Regions from separate parts of the Homo sapiens genome. Here region 1 is linked to region 2. The links are chromatin loops, found by intact Hi-C in ENCODE. Cell type or tissue: PC-3. All regions are shown on one strand. Links, peaks and the distances in the headings refer to the core of each region. The heading gives the core; the rest is flanking DNA.

Region 1 (5,816 bases), core at 1,116-5,115, 410 kb after region 2:
GGCCCACCTGGATACTCCAGGATACTCTTCCCATCTCCAGGTCAGCCTATCAGCAACCTTAATTTGCCTGCTGCGTTCATTTCCTTCTGGCATGTAGATGACCATATTCACAGGTCCCAAGATTAACACAGACATCTTTGAGGGTCATCGTTCTGCCTACCAAAAGGGGCATATTATTATTCCCATTATTATTTCCAAAGAGGAATCTGAGGCTCTGAGGGGTTGAGTAACTTGCCAAAGTCAGAGCCCAGAAGAGGGTGCGCTGGGATCCGGGCCCCTGTTCAGATGTGCCAAAAGCTCTGCAGAGCCTTTTGGAGTCCTTTGCTCCAGGGGTCATTCACGGCCCTTTGGGGCCATGCTTCATGTTATTTTACAGCCTGTTAGGGAGGAGACCGTTGGGGAGAGCCTTATTGAAGCTCAACACCCTCCCACACCCCTCATTTGCATGGAGTGACATTTTTTTTTCTTTTCATGGGAACAGGTGAGTTACTAGACAGACTTGCCTGTTGTCTGTTGTTCTTACGCAACTTACTCTGAGGTTTGGGTGCCCCTTCCTGTGCAGCTGCAGTGACTGAGGGGAACATATTAGGTCTGCATAACCTCCACCTAGTAGCCCTCTTTTTTAGGAATCATGCTTTATTGCTTTCTGGAGTTTACAGAGAAACCCAAATGAGACCAAAGAGTTGTGGTGGTAGGCCACCATTTTCCTAAGGGAAGCGGTGGATGGGGTCAGCACACCACTCTTCCTTTTAATGGTTACCCCACCCAGGGCTCAGCTGAAGTCTCAAGCATCTCTCTGTTCCTCTGCTTCAATGGAGCATCTGGGCCCAAGGCCACCTGCTTGGCTGAAGAGCCCCGCCCCACCTTCAGGCAGGGTCAGGATGATTCTGTGAATCTCTGGACCTTCTGTTGACTGGCCTCTGCATTTGGTAAGAATAATCAAGAATGAAAGCTGTGGCCTGGTTTCAGTTTCCTGACATCAGTAATTTTCAGTGTTTGGGATTTAAACAAACACAAATAGTATGGTTTGGCCAGAGAGTGGAGGCAGACCCTGGTTGGCATCCCCATATGCACAGCCCTGCCTCCTGCCTCCCCTTTCCCTGTACTTCCTGCCCCAGCTCCACTAGGCTGCTAGCTGCATCTTCTTGCTGTCTCTGCCCTGTGCCTGGTCATGAGTAAGTTCCTGCCCTGACTCTGCAGGTTGTAATCCTTCTCCCCATTAAGGCACAGCTCTGACTCCAGCTCCTGTGTGCAGCTTTCCCATTCTCATCCATTGGAATGAATTCCTCTCTGACCTTTGTATTGTGCTGTTAGGATTCGTGCTATAGGAGCACCATACGCAGCCTGCTTTGTACTGACAGGTAGGACTGCAGCTTCCATGATAGCAATGTGGCAGGGACTGTGGCCCCCTTGTTTTTCGCTATGTCCCTAGTACCTGGAACAGTGCCTGACACATAGTTCATACTTGTTGAATGAATGAATGAGTGAGTCTTCTTAGGATCATGATAGTAAGGAACAGTTATTGATTGCTTATTAAAAGTAGGCACTATGCCCAGCATCTCACAGTCATTCTCTGAGTTAATATTCACAATAACTCGATGAGTAAATATTCATAGCCCAAGTTTACAGTTTGGGAAACTGAGGTTCAGGGTCTAAGTAAGTGGCAGGTCCAAGACTCAGGTTAGTCCAATTCTGGAGCCCATCTTTTAAAATGATTAGACCAGTGGTTCTCAAAGTGTGGTTCCTGGATCAGCAGCATCAGCGTTACTGGGGACTTGTTACACATGAGGGTTCTTAGAGCTCAACCGAGACCCAGGGATCAGAAACCGCGAGTTGGAGCCAGCAGTCTGTGTTTTAACAAGCACTCCTGGTGATCTCCAGTTTTGGAGCCACCGTACTGACTTATGCTGGGATGGTTCTCGAATTTTTATTAGAATCCCCCAGAGTGCTTTTAAAACTCTTCATGTTCAGGCCAAGCCTTTAAACCATTAACCTAAGAATCTCTGGGTGGAGGGTGTGACCTAGGCTCAGCTTCTTTTAATGTTTCTCAGTTGTGTCTGAAGTGCAGTCAGGATGAGAACCACTTGTATGCATCTCCTAACTTTCTAAACTTTACTGTGCATGAGAAGCACCAGGAGATCTTGTTAGAATGCAGTTTCTGATTTAGGAAGCCTATGCTAACGTCAGAGATCTACATTTCCACCAGCTCTCAGGTGTAGTGATTCTCCTGCTCTGTGGACCACACTTTAAATAGCCAGGCTTACCAATCCACTTAAAAATGGCCAAAACCACAATTACTTTTGCACCAAACTAATACACTGTGCTGTCCAGTATGGTAGCTCCTAGCCACATTTGCCTATTTAAAAGCTCAGTTCCTCCATCCTACCAGCTGTTTTTCAGGTACTCAAGAGCCCCATGTGGCTCATTGGCTGCGGAGCTGGACAGCACAGATGTGGAACATTCCATCATCATAGACAGTTCTGTGGGACCACGCTGCTCTAGAATGAGTCTGTGACAGCACACACCATGGCTTTTTACTTTTTGTATGCCCAGGACACTCTTGCACATAGTGGAAGCTTAGCAAATGTTTTTTGAAGTGATTTTGAGTGAATGGACCAATGGTAAAAATTCTATATCTAAAAGAAATAAATAACTTTCCTGAAGAAATGCTAGAGAAATCATGAATACACTGTTAAAAGGAACCCTCTACCACCCTACCCAAATTAAATTAAATATACTTAAGGACTCAGTAGGCCAAAAAGCACAAGAGACACTGGACCATGCTCCAGCTCCAGGACACACTACTCTGCTGCTACTGAAATGGCATTTTGGGCTCTGAAAGGAAAGGTCTCTGGTGCCCCCTAGAGGCTGGTCCTGCAATTTGCTGGATTTGTGAGCAATTAAGTAGCAAGGGGAGAGGGGAAGGGGGCCAATTTCATCATGCTCAGATGGGCAGTTCGTGGTTAGCAGTGGTGGAGATAGGCTCACTTTGAACTCCTATAAGCTATTTGACATCTGATAACTTGACTCAACCGCTATGACCAAAAGCACCCCTCCCCCAAGGGAGTTGCTTCTCAGTGACAGTGCCCGAAGCCTGGAAGGAAGGGCCCCTGAGTGCCCCCAGAGGTCACCCACTCCATGTTCCAGGCAGCTGACTTTCAACTTGGACATCTAGATTCCCTGAAGCCCAGAGCCTTCTAAGTAAACTGCTGTCTGTAGTCTGTGGGTTTCTTTAGAATAAGAATAGTGAAATAAAGAAAAGAAAAAGTATGATTTCCCTTTTTGGGCCAGGTGTCCTTAGGAGAGTGGGGGTTGGGGGGTTTGAGAGAAAGAGAAATCCAAAAGAAAAGTGCTTCCATAACTAGAATAAAGTTAGATGTGTTCATATTACACATATTACATATATGTGTATATATATGTATGTATGTGTATGTACATACAGTATATAATTGTCTCAAGTGCTCTTCCAAACAGTACTATGAAATAGGTGTCATTTGGGGGCCCATATTACAGATGGGGAAACTGAGGCTTCAGAAGGTTAAATAAATTGCTGAGAGTCACCTAGTGAGTAAATGGTAGAGCTCAGCTTTGATCTCAGGCAATCTACCTCCAAAGTCCATGTTACTTGATATGATACTATGCTGTCTCTCAAGCTACAAGTTAACACATTTTTAATAACTTACCAGCCTCCAAACTACTTTTTTCCCCCATGTTCACCAGTCCCCTCTTCTGAGCTTCTTGACCCATTCTATACAAGTAGCCAAATAAATAAAAACAATCCATGTTTTTACCATTAGTCCATGTTGAAATAGTATCATGCTAGATGTTATGGGCTGCTATGGTCTGAATGTTTGTATCTGCCCCAAATGTATGTGTTGAAATGAAATCCCAATGCCGTCGTGTTGGAGATGGGGCCTCTGGGAGATGATTAGATCATGAGGGTGGAGCCCTCAGGAATGGTATTGGTGCCCTTATGAAAGAAGCCCTTGGGAGGCTGTTTGTCCCTCCCACCATGCAGGGAAACAAGAAAGTGCCATCTATGGAGCAGAGAAAAAACCCTCCCCAGATGCTGAATCTGTTGTCGCCTTGATCTGGGACATTCCGGCCTTTAGAACTGTGAGCAATCAATTGCTGTTGTTTATAAATTACCCAGTCTAAGGTATTTTGTTAGCGCATATAGACTGACATGGGGCTCTACTCTTGGCTTGAGCTTTTTTTTTTTTGTTTTTTTTTGAGAAAGAATTCAATGGCAACATACACCTTATGAATAGCATTGCAACTGAATTGCTCTAGTGTGACAAGAAAAATGAACTCATTATTAAGTTCTGTCCCTATGATTGGGCTCTGAAGAAGGCAGCCCAGCCAAGTGGAATACTAAAAATTTGGATGTATTTCAGGGAGCTCATTGCTGTTCCGGTCGCTGCTATAGCTAAAACTGCTTCTAGAGAAATTACTCCTCTCCAAGAGATTTCCAATTGTGTTCCCTTGATATTGCTTTGTCAGGGACACGCTTTAAATAAGATGCCCTCCGTAAGTAGAGATTCTAAATCCTCATTGATTTGCATGGCTCTGTTATATGCCAAATTGGAAATACCATCCTAAAATGAATGTCTTCAAGGAACGAATTCAGCAGTAGGTTTGCATGGATGCCAAAACCTCTCCAGATGGCTGTACTTCATCTGGGGTATTATTGGAACAGCCTCCTCAGCAACCTAAATCTCTAGGACTGGACGTATATTTACCTTCACATCATCTTCAAAAAATAGATGCCTTGATTCTTTTCCATGAGACCAGGGCCATAATGGATTGACCTGGCTAGCAGATCAGATAGGGAGAAAATGAACACCTGAAACCAGCTCAGGGATTCGACTGCATTATTCAGCTGAACACCTACTGTGTGCAAATCCCTAGGTGCTAGGAGTGACCCAAAGATGGGGAAAACATAGATCTTGCCTCTATAAGATGTTAATAACTTAATTGGAGTGTCCTCTAGAAAGAACAGTAAGTTTATAGGAATTTAGAGGAGGAACAGATGGAGGAAAGTTGGCCATCCCAGCCCAAAGAAGATTTCAGGTATCTAAAATATAAACATGTTTCTCCTAGAGCAGGACTACTCGAGGTGCGGTCTGCAAGCCAGCACATGGCCTGGGAGCTTAATAGAAATAAAAATGTTGGAGTTCAACCCTAAACCTGGAGAATCTCTGAAAGGTAGGGCTGAGGAATCTGTTTTAACAAATTCTCCTGGTGATTCTTCTATGGGCTAAATGATCTTGGCAGTATGTTAGAATCACCCAGGAACTCTGACACGTCCTCCTGGCCAGACTGTATTTCTAACCAAGCATATGAGAATTGGGGATGAACTCAGTCACCAGAATGTTTTCAAGTTCTCTGAATAATTTCACTTGTGCAGCCACTGTTGAGAGGCCTGGCACAGTGGTGGTTCTTAAACCAGAGGAACATACCTGAATACCTGAGAAACTTCAACACACACACACACACACACACACACACACACACACACACACGCACACACACACACGCACACGTACTTTCCGAAATCTATTCTGTGAGGCTCTTTGGGTCGTGGTAAGGACAATTGCTTTGGAACAAGCACACTATGTATTCTAGATAGACCAGTGGTTCTCAAACTTTGAGTGCACCAGAGTCACCTAGAGGTCTGGTTAAATTACAGATTTGGGGTGTTCCATCCCCAGAGTTTCAGATTCAGTACACCTGGGATGGGGCCTGAGGATCTGCATGGCTAACACATTCCCAAGTGATGCTGCTGCTGCTGATCTGGGGGCCACACTTTGAGA
Region 2 (5,816 bases), core at 830-4,829:
AGGTGGTGAGGACCTGTTTTTAGATGCCTGAGAAATCCAAAAACAAGACAGGGAAGTTGTTCGTCTGGGAATCATGAAGCATGTAAACCTAATTAGGGGAGGTGGCATCTGATCTCATCCTTGCAGAATACATAATTTTTATACAAACAATGTTGAAGAGGTGATGAGAACAGAAAAGCTGGGTAAAGTGCAGAGCATGTTCAAGGAAGGGTTACAAACATTTCTTGAGGGCCTGCCATGTGCACAGGGCACCAATCTAGTGAAAGCAATCTGATAAGAGCTTGGTACAAAACCAAGTAATATAGCTTGTGCATTACCTTCACTCCTCTTACTCCAGTAATTTTTGAGTAAAATAAATGTTGTCTTTAATTATATTAATTCATACAACTGCGACAACGGCCTGGTGAAATCAGTACCATGCTTGTCCTCATATGAGAGAAGAGGAAACAGACATTTTAAGTTAAGCGACTTGCTTCAGGTCACCCGGCTAGTGCGTTGTGGGGCTGAGACTCACCCCAGCCAGTCTGACTGTGCAGGAGTTGCAGCCATTTGTTCCTCTGTTCACCTCCCCCGATAGTCTGAGTGGCCTGAGAGCAGGCATGTGTTTTCGTCCTCTTGGTACTCCTGTCATCCAGCAAACTGCCCAGCATGTGGTCAGAGTTCAGTATGCCAAGTACAAAAGATCTGCTATGGAGATTCTTAAGTGATCAATGGGTTTTGAGGGACAGCTTGGAGAAGGGTAGGGAGGTTGTTCTGGGGTCAGAGAAGAACGTGAGCAAAGGGCTAGAGTGGCTGAGAGGACTGTGCAGGGAGTGCATGCTCCAGTGTCCCTTGGCCAGGTGTGTGGGCTTCCCATAGGGAGCTGGAGGTGATGCTGGAACAGCGTGCTGTGGAAGCCTTAAGTGCAGCCGAGTGCTGGGTTCTCTGTGAGACTTCTTAGGGTCTGGAAGACTGGGTCAGACCTCAGCCTCCTAGGTGATGTCAGACAGCCAGGCCTTCTCCCAGCTCACTCTTGAGTGTCTCTGTCAGAGACAGAGTCAGAGACTGAATGGCGTATGGGCTGGATTTCAGGGAGCATGTTCTTCTTTAAAAACATTTATGGAACAAGGCCAGGCGTGGTGGCTTATGCCTGTAATCCCAGCACTTTGGGAGGCTGAGGCAGGCAGATCATGAAGTCAAGAGATCGAGACCACCCTGGCTAACATGGTGAAACCCTCCCTGTCTCTACTAAAAATACAAAAATTAGCTGGGCGTGGTGGCATGCACCTGTAGTCCCAGCTACTCTGGAGGCTGAGGCAGGAGAATTGCTTGAACCTGGGAGGCAGGGGTTGCAGTGAGCCGAGATTGCGCCAGTGCACTCCAGCCTGGCAACAGAGCGAGACTTAGTCTCAAAACAAAAACAAAAACATTTATGGAACAACTTAAATGTACCACATTCTGTGGCTATAAAGACAAATAAGGGCTTCCCACAAGTCTTACGTATATGTTGGATTGTTGGTGCTTGTTGCTAGGGGAGGACGAGTGGGTAGTGAATACCAAGGCCCCGTCTAAGGTGGTTGGGTGGTTATAAAGCACTGTGGACTGACGGTGTTTCTCTGACCCTAAGGAGCTGACTGGCAGGGTACCCAAGTCCTGCTCACTGCGTTTTTGTAACTGAGCTAAGAACTGAAGAAATCAACAAATTGCCACCAAATCAGATCCTTAGTAATGCGTGATAAAGCATGACATATGAAAGAGGACACAGAATTTAATCATCTTACCCCATAAATCCAGCCCCCTGCAATCTGTCTCTTGTGTGAATAAGACTTCAATTTACAGAAATGGAAAGTTCCTTTTTTATCTACATATGGTTATACCTCCTTTCCTACCTGGAAGGCATTTCCTTGTATTTCCTTCCTGAGTAGTGATCAGGACTTGGGGTTGGGCACCAAAGCCTTTAGGAAGTGGAGTTGGGTGTGTTGGCCTCTCCTGTTGAGTCAGGACTGAGGCTAGGCCTGAAAGGTAGGTGACAAGGTTGAAGCCCCAAACCACTAAGAATCAACACCCACTTCCTCTTCATCTGCTCTGCCCCAGGCCAGGGAGGCAACCCTGAGACCCAGGAGTAAGCTCAATCCTGCTTTACTTGCCTGGAAAGTCAAGTCACTCATCAGAGGAGGAAGAGTCAGTTTCCCTCAAGGATGGGCTCTTGGTCATGAAGCTGACTGCTGTTGTATTACTCAGATTTCAGATCTTAGAAAATTATAGCAGCATGGGCTTTGAAGGCCAAATACATGATCATCACCTCCTTTTGAGATGAGACTCTCCTGGTATGACATCCAGTACTCAGAGATGCCATATGCCTTCTGGACTTGTGTCCCTATGTGAGAAATATTCAACCATGCTCTATCAAGTCTCTATTTGTCAGGACCTGGATTCCAGCAGCCATTTGTGCCCCCGTCCATCTTTCTGTGAAACTGGGCCAGTGATGCATTGACCTCATTTCTGATGGGCTTCATAGTGGGACTAGTTGTGGTCAGACCTGCATAAGACTGACCAGGAAGAAGCCCAACCTGGGAGTCCAAGGAGCAGAAGCAAGGTTCAGGACCAGGGAAGAGCAGGCAGAGCTACAAGGGCCAGGCTCTGAGCAGTAAGAGATTGGCAAGAGCAGCCCTGCTGATGAGCCTGTCACAGAGGTACCATGATAATCCTGGACCAGTGAGTTATCTTTGTAGCACAAAGAAGGTTGGAGGCACAGATTGCTGTGGACTGAAGTAGGAGGGGAGGGAGATGCTCTCGTAATCTCATGTTGCCTGAGTCAGCTTTGCCTTGCTATTGGCGGATGGGGCTGGTGGCCTGTCATGTGTGCAGATGAGTCAGAGGAAGTGGGCCCTCCCTGGCTGGTGGCTTGCCCCATGCCTTGGGGCATAGCTAAGCAGTTGCATGTCTACTAAACAGTCTTATCTGGAAGCAAATATGGAACCAAACACCTGAGCGTCTGCCAAGGCCTCCACCACCAAGGTCAAGAAGTCCCCCGAGGGGCATGGCTCTGTGAGCTGCCCTTGTAGGTGTCCTGGAGAAGCAGGCACTTCCTTGCAGTTGGTCAAGAAGAGGCAATACTTCTTGCTTGTGTTAGGGATTTTAGAGCAGCGGATTTAGGGCATGGCAAGGTTGGGGCTACTTCCGGGGGAATGAACATTTTTTAAAAATTTTACTTTAAGTTCTGGGATACAGGTGCAGAACATGCAGGTTTGTTACATAGGTATACACGTGCCATGGTGGTTTGCTGCACCCATCAACCCGTCATCTAGGTTTTAAGCCCCGCTTGCATTAGGTAGGGAATGAGCATTTCTTCAGGTCCCTAAGCAGAGCTTGAAAATGATGATATCAACTTTAATCACTAGCAATTATTAAGCTCCTCTTCCACATATATTAAGTTGTTTATGCCTCATAATAACCCTGATGCAGGCATCATTATTTCTGTTTTACAGAGGAAGAAACAAAGATATGAAGAGGTTAAATAACTTGCCAAGGCCAATCAGCTAGCGAGCATCAGAGCTAGGATTCAAGCCCAGGCAGACCAGCTCCAGAGCCTGAGCTAGACTCAATGTCAGTGATGATGTCGTTGACCTTCGGGGACAGATTCTGCTTTTGCCCTGGTGGGTCTGGGTTGAGATGCATTGCATTTGATCTTGCTGGAGAAATTTCCAGTCTTCTCAGCCCTGGGAAAATATGTATATTGGAACCTCAGAGCTACACCCTGAGGGTATGTCTCCTGGTTTGCTGAATTTTTAAAAAGAGGTTTTACTCTATGGCCAGCTTTCTTGCCAGGAGATCAGAGACCGATGACAGCTGGCAGAATCGGCCTCTGTTCCAGCTGTCTCCTACCCTTCCTAAAACTCAGATGCTCTTTGAAGCTGTCTTCCTCCATTGAGGAGCATGTGCTTCTTCAGTGACAGCCGGAGAGTGGGACTGGGCTGGCCCCTGTCCTTCTAAGGCCACCACCTGCAGCACTCCTAGTCACCGTTCCAAGGTCACTGTGGAGGAAACAGAAGTGGCCGAGAGAGGAAAGGTGCTTCTCAAGGAGGCTGAGAGTGGAGGGAGTAAGGCAACTGAGCACGGCAGTTGGGTGGGCCCAGGCCACCAACTGTTTGTCCTGCCTGAGTTAAGAGTCCAGAATTGGGGCTGGGTGTGGTGGCTCACGCCTGTAATCCCAGCACTTTGGGAGGCTGAGGTGGGTGGATCACTAGGTCAGGAGATCGAGACCATCCTGGCTAACACGGTGAAACCCCATCTCTACTAAAAATACAAAAAATTAAACAGGCGTGGTGGCGGGCACCTGTAGTCCCAGCTACTGAGGCTGAGGCAGGAGAATGCCGTGAACCCGGGAGGCAGAGGTTACAGTGAGCCGAGATCACGCCACTGCACTCTGCCTGGGTGACAGAGCGAGACTCTGTCTCAAAAAAAAAAAAGTGTTGAGAATTGGGTATCAAACAGAGCCTGGTGTCTGTCCTGGCTTTGGCTTTTAGCAGCCTGGAATCAAATAGCCACTTACATGAAATTTCTAACACTGTCATGGATGGCAGGCAGGTGCTGGAGTCCTACTGCCTGCATTACCCCTGATGTCACCACCAGTGAGCCGTGAGACCTGAGTGAGATTGGCTATGTAACTTGCAGGGTCCTGTGCAGAATGCGAATGTAGGGTTCCTATAAAATGTATGAAGAATTTTATGATGGTGATAGCAGAGCATTAAGCCAAGCATGGATTCTTCCCAGGTGTGGGGACCTGTATGATGGCACAGGTTGTACTCTAAGCCTCAGTTTCCTCATCTGCAAAGTGGAGAAAATAGTATATTTCCCATAGGCTTGTTGTGAAGTTTAGGAAAGATAATAATGCATATAAAGTATTGGGCCACATGGTAAGGGCTTGATGGACACCAGCATTTATGAGTGCAGGGTCAGAAATTCACAGCTTCTTTTTGGGTCATTGGCAAAAGATCACGGAGAGCAAAGGTACCTGCAACAGTGGTTTAGCTTCAGGAACAGGTCTGGACTTTGGTCTCTGCCCTTGGCTGCTATGGCTTGGGACTCTGACCTCTTTTGCAAAGCACAGATGGCTCTTCTGCAGGAGCAAGAGGCCCCTCATCACATGCACAGGCCACATGGATCCAGAGACACCTACCTCCTAGAAGTGTGTGTGGGATCCTGGGGCAGGCTGACCCTGCCCTGCATTTCCCAAGTCATGGGCCAGGAGGAAGGCAGTAGAGATTGGAGCTGTTTTTGATGCGTTCATTTTTTATTTGCTGAAATATGTTGAAAGTCAGTTACCAATATCACAGGATTTCATCCCTAGAGATTTTAGTTTGCATTTCTGAAAATAAAGACATTTCTTTTTTTTTTTTTTTTTGAGATGGAGTCTCCCTCTGTTGTCCAGGCTGGAGTGCAGTGGCGCCATCTCGGCTCACTGCAAGCTCCACCTCCTGGGTTCACACCATTCTTCTGCCTCAGCCTCCCAAGTAGCTGGGACTACAGGCGCCCGCCACCACGCCCGGCTAATTTTTTGTATTTTTAGTGGAGACGGGGTTTCACTATGTTAGCCAAGATGGTCTCGATCTCCAGACCTCGTGATCTGCCCGCCTCGGCCTCCCAAAGTGCTGGGATTACAGGCATGAGCCACGGTGCTCGGCCAGACATTTCTTATATATATACTATAATCTTATTGTAGACATTGAAGGTTTTTGTTTGTTTTCTGGATTTATTAAGGATAGCATTTTATGGAAAGTTAGCTGGATATGTGTGGGGAGGGAAAGTGATTAGTATTAATCTGGTTTGCTAGGACG

The links. Hi-C counts contacts between places; a loop is a spot of excess contacts. Peaks named below come from ENCODE experiments on the same cell type or tissue, not always from the same donor. Only the 100,000 strongest peaks of a DNase experiment are listed, where the experiment ranks them.
Region 1: it touches region 2 in a loop (4-fold over the local background); 2 of 110 quality-filtered maps call a loop at or near these places.

The regions. Positions count from the first base shown.
Region 1 is chr10:77,171,110-77,176,925 of GRCh38, reverse strand. All of the region lies in intron 5 of KCNMA1 (potassium calcium-activated channel subfamily M alpha 1), which reads left to right. Among named protein-coding and RNA genes, the nearest start is that of KCNMA1-AS2, 33 kb to the right of the region's middle. In PC-3, for the core only: a CTCF peak has its summit at 2,881 (motif pointing left); a DNase peak (open chromatin) is centred at 2,855.
Region 2 is chr10:77,579,948-77,585,763 of GRCh38, reverse strand. The region is part of intron 1 of KCNMA1 (potassium calcium-activated channel subfamily M alpha 1); the gene reads left to right. Among named protein-coding and RNA genes, the nearest start is that of KCNMA1, 55 kb to the left of the region's middle. In PC-3, for the core only: no CTCF peak of the experiment used is centred there; DNase peaks (open chromatin) are centred at 2,023 and 2,853; H3K4me3 peaks cover 559 bases; H3K27ac peaks cover 2,874 bases.